Regions from separate parts of the Homo sapiens genome. Here region 1 is linked to region 2. The links are chromatin loops, found by intact Hi-C in ENCODE. Cell type or tissue: dorsolateral prefrontal cortex. All regions are shown on one strand. Links, peaks and the distances in the headings refer to the core of each region. The heading gives the core; the rest is flanking DNA.

Region 1 (5,390 bases), core at 266-5,265, 310 kb before region 2:
AGTCTGTGAAAGATGTGTGGCTGTATAAGAGTAGGGCATGTTCATTCAATGTGGAAGAATTCAGCATGGTTGGAGTGCAGATAGTTGAGTAAAAGGAAACTGTAATGGGTAGGAGAAGAGTCTGGAAAGAGGTTGGGGCTGATTTGCAAAGAACCTTGATTGCAATCCTAAGTTGGAATGTGCCCCCATAGGTCAGTGGTTCTCAAAACGTAGGGCATCTGCCAGTGGTAGTTACACTGTGCTCCCACAAACATTTTAATTTTACTAGTTACATGTTCAAATATGTCTTAAAAAACATAAAACTGAACTAAGCCATCACATCTAAGATTACTTTGGATTTTACTTCATAAAAATAGAAAGTGAACCAGTTTTCAGTTCATTTAAAGACAAATATTAAGTAGTAATAGTACACATTGTGTGTGAATATGGTAAAAATCACTAAGTAATACTCAGACTGAAATTTGGGAAGTGCTGCTTGTAGGCCATAAGAAACCATTAACATGTTTTAGAAGAGCACCACGATCAGATTTTTACTGTAAGGAAAATGACAGTGGGAAGGATACAGTGGAGGTGGATATGATGAGGCTGCTACTCTGTTCCACAGAGAGACAATAAAGACCCAAGAGTAGTGACGTGAGCGGAGCGAAGAGATTTGAGAAACATTTAGGAGGTAAAATTATTAGGACTTGGTGGATGTTAATATTATTTTGTCAGTGTTACCAGAATTGTTTTAAAAGTCTGCATGCCCCCCTTGCCTCTTGTCCTTTATATTGTATGGTGAGCAATAATATTGCCAAAACATGCTATGTTTCTATGTTCATTAAGATTACAATGGAAGCTATAGTTACCACTCGAGTGGATTTGGATTACACACAAACATCCTTCCCACCTTACTCAGTGTCCTTGAGAGCAGTAGCACAAATATTCAAGGCACTGATTAGGAATATGACCATGATCTGTGACCCTTAGGCATGCAAGAAATTCCTCAGCCTTTAAGACTCAGCTCATATGTCAACACCTCTGTGAAGCCTTCCCGACAGCCCTTGCCCAACATACATGAATGCACGCACAAGGCAATGTTAGGCCTCGGGCTTCCACAGGACCCTGCACTTAGTTACCTCCGTCCTAGCCTGTACCACACTGTAGGGTGTCGGTCTGTGGATGTCTCTGTGTTCCCCACTAGACTGTGAACTCCTTGAGGGCAGGGACCAGGTTTCATTCATCTCCATACCCATAGCATCCAGAAGAGCACTTGACACATGGTAGTCACCTAATAAATGGTTATTGGGTGAAAAGAATTGATAAACAGATTTGCATGAATATAACTGGGGACCTTGGTAGCACAGAGTGCCAAATGCTATGAAAAGACTAGCTGTTTGCTACATTTGCTACTTTTGCTGAAGAAAGGAGTAAATTAAAGTGCCCATAATTTCATGAAAGACCTACTTTTTCCCTCTTTTCTTCACTCTCCCCTGGTTATCTTACCTTTTTCTTTCCTATCATTTACCTATCCAGGCACCTATTCCTTAGCCCTGCCCATTACTTTGCTGCTCTTGACAGAGTTCATCTTCCTCCTGCCCTGATACTTTGCCAGGAAACATCCTTCCTTCTACCCACCCAAGTCCAGTACACTCCGTCCTTGACATCACTCTCAAGTTCATCTCCTACTCATAGACTCTGCTGCTGGGACTATAATTTGATACAGCTCTTCTGGAGAGCAATTCGTCAATATGTATCAGAAACCTTAATAGAATACAGCTTTTAACCTACCACTTCAACTTCTAGAGCTCTATGCTGAGGAAACAATCATGATGTTTCCAAAAATTTAATACTCAGGACATCTATCCCAGAGTTGTTTATACTAATAGCAAAAACAACAAAAAAAAAAAAAAGAAAAAAAAGAACATCTTAAATGTACAATACTAGGGATTTGAATGAAATCAATTGTGGTACATTTATAGAATGGATTACTAAGTAGCCTTGTAAGTTGATTTTACCAAACAATATTTAATGATGTGGAAAATTGTTTTTGATATATTAAGAGAAAATTCACATCATAGAACTCTCAGTACAGAGTGACAGATCCCAGTTTAAAAACATATACATAATACACACACACACACGCACACACACACGCACACGCACACACACATCTGTGTAGGCATACATAGGAAAAATCCTGTAATGGTAAACACACAAAAAAATATTAATAGGGGTTTGCTGCAAGTAGTAAGATTGCATATGACTTCTACTTTTAACCTTTTGCGTATTTTTATTTTCTAATCTACAGTATATTTGTTAATTTTTAAAAAGTTATTTTGACCAGGCACAGTGGCTTAACACCTGTAATCCCAGCACTTTGGGAGGCCAAGGCAGGCGGATCACCTGAGGTCAGGAGTTTGAGACCAGGCTGGCCACCATGGGGAAACCCCGTCTCTACTAAAAATACAAAAATTAGCCGGGCGTGATGGCATGCGCCTGTAATCCCAGCTACTCGGGAGGCTGAGGCAGGAGAATTGCTTCAACCCAGGAGGCGGAGGTTGCAGTGAGCCAAGATTGCACCACTACACTCCAGCCTGGGAGACAGAGTGAGACTCTGTCTCAAAAAAAAAAAAAGTTATTTTAAAATGTTTTCCCGGTGTCCACCATTGTCTTACTTTGGGGCATACCTTCCACCCCCCAACACACATGCATCACTTCTAGCCTGGATTACTGCTGCTTCCAGCCTGCTTCCCTTCTAGTCTACTCTTTACCAATGCTGACAGAATGATTTTTGTAAATCACAAATCTAAAACCATCTGGTCTCTATATAAAATAGTTCAAAGGCTGTCCATTGTCTTCAGAGTAATATCCAGACTTCTTAGACTGCCTGATAAAAGCTTTGAAAATCAGCTCCCTGCTTGCTCCTCTAGTATTAGGTTTTCCTTCTGTGATTTACTTTTTTGGGGGGTCTTTGGCCAGTGGCAGGCACATAATAGGTATTTAATTAATGTTAGCCAATGTTGATGTGGACTGTATGGATTAGCTATTTTATGCCAGGCAATCTACTGGTATTTAATTCTCAGAGCAAAAATATTAAACACATAAAATAGTTATTCCTATTTTACAGATGAGGAAAACTAAATACATCAAAGCGAGAAGAAAAGTTATCATAATAAAGGGCATTTTTTAAAGAGAAAATTTAAAACCTCCTGCCATAACTCTGTTTTCTTTATTTTCCAGCAATCCCTGCTGGTCCTTGTCAGGAAGAAAACAGGCTTTGTACACTCCCTTGGGCAAGTTATATGTGACCACAGCATAACAAGAACAGCCAACTGACATGATCTCACCCTGTCGTGGTTCACATTGTGCTCATGTACGGAAATCTTTCCTTTGTGTACATAACACTTCACACAGGAGAGATGGAATAGCTCCAGTTGCTCTGTTTTTCTTTATTTTTTGAAATTCTGTGTCATTTGGGATGGGTATGTCAACAGAGAGCTACAGAAAACCGTGATAGAATTGAATGTACAAGAAACAATGTGTCTCATGGGAGCCGATGTCATTGGTTAATTTATTTTTTTAAATGTCATGTAGATGTATTTTCCAGCAATCTGTCCCCAGGGAAGACCTTGGTTGAATTCAATAGTTAATCCTACTTACAGAACGCAGCCCATGTGTGCACTATATTCTTGCATTGTTAAGTGATTTTAGACATATGTAGTGGATTACCATACGACATACAGTCGAGTGTATATAGGATATCTGATTTTCTCTACAATAACGTATCAGTGGTCATTCAGGATCCTGAAGTGTAGTCTTCCCTTCATTTTCCTTACAGATAATACCCATTGTGCAAAAATGGATGATTTCTAAGGGATGGAAGTCCTAAGCATGAGTCATCTGAGTAAAATATTTCTTTATAAGGAATTGTTACTTTTAAATACTCCAGGAAAAAAAATCTATAGTTTTCCTGCTACATGATCAAATAATTTGAATGTAGAAATTACAGATAGGGTTTCACTTCATTCGATGAATTATTGTAGGCTTACTATGTGAAAGCACTCCGTTAGGCACTGCACTAGATACTCATAAATACCCCTTTTAATGCCTTCTGTATAAAAAGAGAAAGAACAAGGGAGAGAGAGAGCAAGCAAGCACACAAGAGTAAGAGAATTCAAGAGCAAATAAAAGAGAAAATTTTAACAAGCGGGCCCATCTTATAAATGAAAATTCACCCAGCTGAAAACTGGGATATGTACCCGTGGGGATGTGTGTTTTTTTGTTTTTTTTTTCTCAGTGGGATAGCTAGGCAAAAATGAGCTACCAGATAGCTGATAAGCAAATGATCTGCTTCTCTGTTTACAAACAGTATGAGAGAAGGAACAGTGACTTTCTGTGCTTCCCAGCCCTGCACAAGCCTGCTGGTGATGTGAGAGTTATGATTGTGTCAGCTTTTCCAGGGTTTCTGTCTCTGCTGTAGAGATTTGGCAGACACCTCAGACAAATTTTATGTCTCTTAAATCTTCCTCAAGCTAGGCTTGGCTCTTAGATTTATATGTGCAAAAAAGTAAAGTGTTTACCAGTCTGACATTTTTGAAGATCAAAACAGACTTAGTTTAAAAAAAGAAATCAGCATACACCTCAGTTTAGTCAGAAAGACCTAATTGCTTTTTGCTATTTGTTTAAAACAGCCCAAATGTGTACTTTTCAGAAATGGCTACTGATCATATGTCTAAAGATTTATGTTCTATCCCTCAGTGTTGCTTCCTTTTTTTCTTGCCTACAAAGTGTAAAGTTTTGCTGAAGTCTTAATTTTCCTTTTTTTGCCTTTACTGATACATAGTATAAAACACTGTAGGATGGAAACATGGTGAAATACATTGGCAATCTAGGAGGAGAAAAAAGATAATTTTTATTAGCTCTGCTTCCCTCCCCTTTCTGGTGCTCTGTTTTTCAGTGGTCTCTTACTCACAAAATGTTGTTCTTTAGCATAATAACGATAGGTGAGTAGAAGAATCAAAGAGCTTTCAGTGACCACACTTTAACAAAGCTGGTCCAAATGCCTCGGTAGGCAGAGCACAAATGAATATGGCAATCATTCAGGAGAATTGAGACACTATGGAAAATGTTACTTCAGAGAACAACATTGCTTTAGTGGTGAACTATGAAAGATAAGGATGGAGAAATCCCCAGTAAGGGCCCTTGTCATCTGCTCCAGCTGCTCTTCATTTTTAGCCAGCAACAACTGCTAATAAGAGTTTCCTGGGATAGAAACTGCCCCACAATAAGCCCCCATAAGGTGTCCTCCTATCAGCTTTTCTTCAGTCAGGTCCTCAAACATACTTCACTAGGATTACTCTGGTCACATACCATTCTAATTTTCACCTTTCAAGAGATGCTGAGTTTGA
Region 2 (5,390 bases), core at 258-5,257:
AAAAGCAATGAAAGCATTTACAAAATACTATGTGCCAAGCACTGTATCAAATGTTTTTCATGCAGTATCTGATTTAATCTTAACCAAAAACTCCAGTATCCTCTTGCATAGGGCATAATGAAGCAATATGGTTAGCAGTTAATAGCATCGTTTTAGGAATCAAACTACCATTTTACAGATAAGGAAAGCAGAGCCTAGAGAGGCTAAATAATCACCCAAGGCCAAACAGCTAGCAAGTGGCAAAGCTGGGATATGAACTTAAAATTTTCTGACTCAAGAGACTGTGCTGTTAAACACAGAAAACATCTTTTAAAAACACTAAATGTGATGTTAAGACAATCAGTCATCAAAGTTTATACTATTTTAGTGAGGTGGAGAGCAAGGGTAAACACCTAACTTAATTTTCTTTTTTCTGTGACATGTTGCCTTTCCTGTGTCCCTCTCTAGGTGACGGAGCCTCACATGCAGTAATTTGTGCTAACATCAGCATAATGAGACAGAGCCTAGGCACTGTGCATACATAAGCCAAACAATACACAAAACTTCCAATTGACTAAACCAGTCATGCCGGATTTATGAAGAGAAAAGAAAAGGGCGGACGACGTGACCAAAATACACTCTCACTGAAAAGCACTTTTTGTCCCCCCACCCCCGCCCCGCATCCCCTGCTTTATTGCCTTGTAAAACAAGAATTACAGCATAAAGCACGTGGCTTATATCACAAGCAGGTCACATGTGGTGCTGGTGACCTGCAGCTCTTATCTACCCCTAGCAGATTCACTTGCAGCCTTCTTCTGTCTCTGCACACTTCCCTGAATATAAACGTGCTTGCTAAGTGGTCTGCACCTTGGGTCCATTCTTGCCTTGGGTAGGGAACACACAGAATTCTGGGACCAGACATGAGGATCTTTTACTTTAGTGAGACAATAGTCTTGGTTTTAATAAAAAGGAGGAGGGCTACTGTGTCTCTGCTGCAGATGGTATTAGGGGAGGGAAGAAGTAGTCAGAATATTAAATCACCTTTCTTTGTATGCATGGTCAGATTTGCTATTCGAAATTCAGCAAGCTTTGAAAACACGACACTGCGCACTGCCTCCAGGTTTGGCAGCTCTTCCTTTTCTGTTGGGATGAGTGCCCGACCTCAGGGAATAGTTCCTTTAGATGTCAGCTACACACTTTGCCCAGACAAAGCTTCCAACAGCTTGACTTATTCCAAAGAACCCCCATAGCAACTGAGAGGCTATTAGCATGGTTAGATGTCGGGTAGGCCGAGCTGCATCCACAGAAAGGGAGAGAAAGAGATGAGAGGGATGTTGTCGATAGAAGCTTCAGGAGTGGGGAAGAAAGCCGCTGAGAATTGTAGACGAATATCTTTTCAGCAAGGTGGCATGAAAGGTCTACATGGAGGTTAGCCTCTGGAGAATTCTTCAACTCCAGATTTTAGTGTCTCAGAGAAAATGTAGTCCTTAGGAAAGGCTGGAACTTTTCCATTATGACACTTGATGATAGCATTATGCGACAGTCAACTTGTGAATGTCAGCATTACCACCATACATTTTCAGTCATTTGCACAATCCATAAACAAATATTCCAAAAAATGTGTCATATTTATTGAACATTGGGTATTTTCCAAGCACTTTTGTGGGACTTACTTTATGAGATAAAGGTAGAATTTATTATCTGCATTTTACAGGCTAATTAATCAAAAGTACTTATTGTGAGCCCACTATATGCATAGGAGACACACATCATACTAGCATACAGTACATAATGAAGCAATGGCTTTAGTGGTTAAAAGATCAAGTTTAGGGCCGGGCGTGGTGGCTCACACCTGTAATCCCAGCACTTTGGGAGGCCGAGAAGGGCGGATCACGAGGTCAGGAGATCAAGACCATCCTGAGTAACACAGTGAAACCCTGTCTCTACTAAAAATACAAAAAAATTGGCCAGGTGTGGTGGCGGGCGCCTGTAGTCCCAGCTACTGGGGAAGCTGAGGCAACAGAATGGCGTGAACCCAGGAGGCGGAGCTTGCAGTGAGCCGAGATGGCGCCACTGCACTCCGGCCTGGGCAACAGAGCGAGACTCTGTCTCAAAAAAAACAAAAACAAAAACAAAAATAAATAAAACAAAAAAAGCAAGTTAGGAGTCGGACTTACCTGCTTTTGAGTCCCCTCTATGCCACTTGCTATGTGACCTTGAGCAGATGTCTCAACCTCTGCCTGACTCAATTGCCTAATCTGTAGAATGGAGATTATAACAACCTCACAGAATTGCTATGATTATCAAATGAGAAGATAATATATGTAAGGTGTTTGGCACTGTACCTAGAATATATCAAGGGTTCAATAAGTGGTAGCTCTGGGGAGTGGTGATATTTTTATCACCAGCTGCAGTAAGGAAAACAATAGATATGAGACAGTCCCTGTGCTCAAAGAGTTCCCTGTCTAGATGGGAAAATAAGTTGTCCACACATGAAAAAAAAATACTATCAACACCAGACAGTAACTATTAAATGCCACATGAGTGATGAAGAAAATGTTACTCAGTCTAAAAAAAAAAAACCACAAAAATAAAAACGAATAACACAATTTAAAAATGTGCAAAGGATTTGAATAGACATTTCTACAAAGAAGAAATGAATAATGGCCTATAAGCCAATGAAAAGATACTCAGCAACATTAGTCATTAGGGAAATGCAAATCAAAACAAGGAGACACCATTTACACTCAGTAGGATGGCTAGATAATAACAAGTGTTAGCAAGAATGTGGAGACACTGGAACCCCCATACACTGTTGGTGAGAATGTAAAATGGTGCAACCACTGTGGGAAAGAGTATAGCAGTTCCTCACAAAGCGAAACAGAGTTATCATATGACTTAGCAATTCCACCCCTTGATATATACCCAATAGAACTGAAGTATTATTCATGCAAACAACTTGTACATAAATGCTTATATCAGCATTATTCATAATAACAAAGAAGTGAAAACAACCCAGATGTCCATAAACTGATGAATAGATAAATAAAATGTGGCATATCCATAACAGAATATTATTTGGCAATAAAAAGAAGTGAAGTACTGATACATGGACAACATGAACAGATCTTGTGAAAGAAGCCAGATGCAAAAGGCCACATACTGCATGATTCCATTCATATGGAATGTCCACAATAGGCAAACCCACAATGACAAATTTGTGGATGTCTATTGCTAGGGATGGAGTGGGGTTTGGGAGTGATGGCTAAGAGATGTGAGGTTTTTAATGAGTGGAGGAAGGTGTGAAAATGGTCAATAATCAATCACGGTGATGGATGCACATCTCTGAGAATATACTAAAAGCCACTGAATTGTATACTTTAAATGGGTGAATTGTGTGGTGTGTGAATTATATCATAAGAACTCTGCTTTTTAAAAATAATGTGCTATACAGGAACAGAAAATCAAACACTGCATGTTCTCATTCATAAGTGGGAGTTGAACAATGAGAAAACAGGGACACAGGGAGGGGAACATCACACACTAGGGCCTGTCGGGGTGGGGGCAAGGGGAGGGAAAGCATTAGGACAAATACGTAATGCATGTGGGGCTTAAAACCTAGATGACAGGTTGATAGTTGCAGCAAACCACCATGGCACATGTATGCCTATGTAACAAACCTGCACATTCTAAACATGTATCCCAGAACTTAAAGTAAAATTAAAAATAACAATAATAATAATGTGCTATAAAAATTTGGAGGACAATGACATAACTGAATATTAGGCGGCAGTTATTGAAATGAACTGAGGATGGGCCGTATTTTGAAAGCTTGGGAAGTGAAGATTGGGCATATGTGTCAGTTAGTTATTGCTGCTTAACAAACCATCCTATAATTTGTGGCTTAAAACAACAAACACTTACTTCTCATATGTCTGAGTGTCACCCAGAGATCAGCTGACCTCATCTGGGTTTGGCTCCAAATGGTGGCTATGGAGACAGGTCTTTTCCACATTTCTCTCATCCTCCTTGGACCCATGGGCTACCCAGAGTAGGTTCTTTTCATGCAATGGCAGAAGCACTAGCCTGATCACATAAGTCATTGCTTACGTCATATCTATGAATGTCCTATTGGCCAAAGCAAGTCAAATGGTGAAGTCTGAAGTCAAAGGGTAGAAAAAAACTGCAGAGTCTGGCCAGGTGCGGTGGCTCATGCCTGTAATCCTAGCACTTTGGGAGGCTGAGGCAAGCAGATCACTTGAGGCCAGGAGTTTGAGACCAGCCTGGCCCACATGTTGTAACCTCATCTCTACTTAAACAATACAAAAAACTAGCCGGGTGAGGTGGTGTGTGCCTTCATTTCTTGCTTCTCGGGAGCAAGCAACTCAGGAGGCTGAGGCATGAGAGTTGCTTGAACCCAGTAGGTGGAGGTTGTAGTGAGCCAAGATTGCACCACTGCACTCCAGCCTGGGGGACAGAGTGAGACTCTGTCTCCAAAAACAAAACAAAACAAAAAACTGCAGAGTCTCATGGCAAAGGGAAAGACACAGGGATGAGTGGAGTATTAGAATCAATAATCCAAACTAACACAGTGTTCCAGATAGAGAGAACATTCATTCATCAAACAAACACTGTCTACTGCGTAGCAGGTGATTCTGAGAACCAGGATAAATACAACAGGAAACAAATCATGTTCCCCACTTTCATGCAGATCACAGTAGTCAGTGATCCCAAAACAGCAGGTTTAAGATGTACCTGTAAACAAGGAGCAAGAAACCAAAGTACTCGAAGGATCCAAACTTGTGAGGCAAATAAGTTGAAATGAGAGGCAGGGCTAAGATGACCTGGGGAGTGCAAGTGCAGTCAAAAGGAGGCGACTGCTACTTAGCTCTAAATGACTGTTACCAGAAGGAAACATGAGCTTAGTCCTTATATCCTTCACATAATAAACTCCACTATCCAAGCCAAACAAAACTCCTGAAGGCAGGACGTGGCCTGAAAGCCACAAGTTTGTTGACCTCTGATGTGAAAACAAAAACAAAAACAAAAAACAATTGGGGGAAAATATGCTAACTGCTGTAATGGAGGTCCATAAAACAAGCAATGGATGCAAAAGGGAAGGTGTGCCTGTGACAGCTTGGGGGACTCTAGGAAGGCAACAAAGGGAAGGTGACATCTGAGTGGACTCTGTGTGGGCAGAAGGCAGGAAATTCAGGCAGAAGGAATGTGTGCACAAAGGTATGGAGGATTGAGAGAGCATGGTGTGTTCAAGAAACTTCCAGTAACTTCACATTGCTAGAGGATAAGGTTCTAGAGAAGCAAGAAATGAATAAATGAATTAGGCACCAGATTGTGGAAGTTCTTTCAGATCATACTAAATTGTTCAGACTTTATCCTAAATGGTTGTGAGC

The links. Hi-C counts contacts between places; a loop is a spot of excess contacts. Peaks named below come from ENCODE experiments on the same cell type or tissue, not always from the same donor. Only the 100,000 strongest peaks of a DNase experiment are listed, where the experiment ranks them.
Region 1: a loop joins it to region 2, with 7 times the contacts of the local background. A loop is called at or near these places in 2 of 110 quality-filtered maps.

What each region holds. Positions count from the first base shown.
Region 1 is chrX:130,895,239-130,900,628 of GRCh38, reverse strand. All of the region lies in intron 2 of ENOX2 (ecto-NOX disulfide-thiol exchanger 2), which reads left to right. Among named protein-coding and RNA genes, the nearest start is that of ENOX2, 5.3 kb to the left of the region's middle. In dorsolateral prefrontal cortex, for the core only: no CTCF peak of the experiment used is centred there; no DNase peak of the experiment used is centred there; H3K27ac peaks cover 2,967 bases; H3K27me3 peaks cover 3,505 bases.
Region 2 is chrX:130,589,950-130,595,339 of GRCh38, reverse strand. No RefSeq gene overlaps it. Among named protein-coding and RNA genes, the nearest start is that of RBMX2, 190 kb to the right of the region's middle. RefSeq lists a cis regulatory region at 758-775 and an enhancer at 695-839. In dorsolateral prefrontal cortex, for the core only: no CTCF peak of the experiment used is centred there; no DNase peak of the experiment used is centred there; H3K27me3 peaks cover 3,120 bases.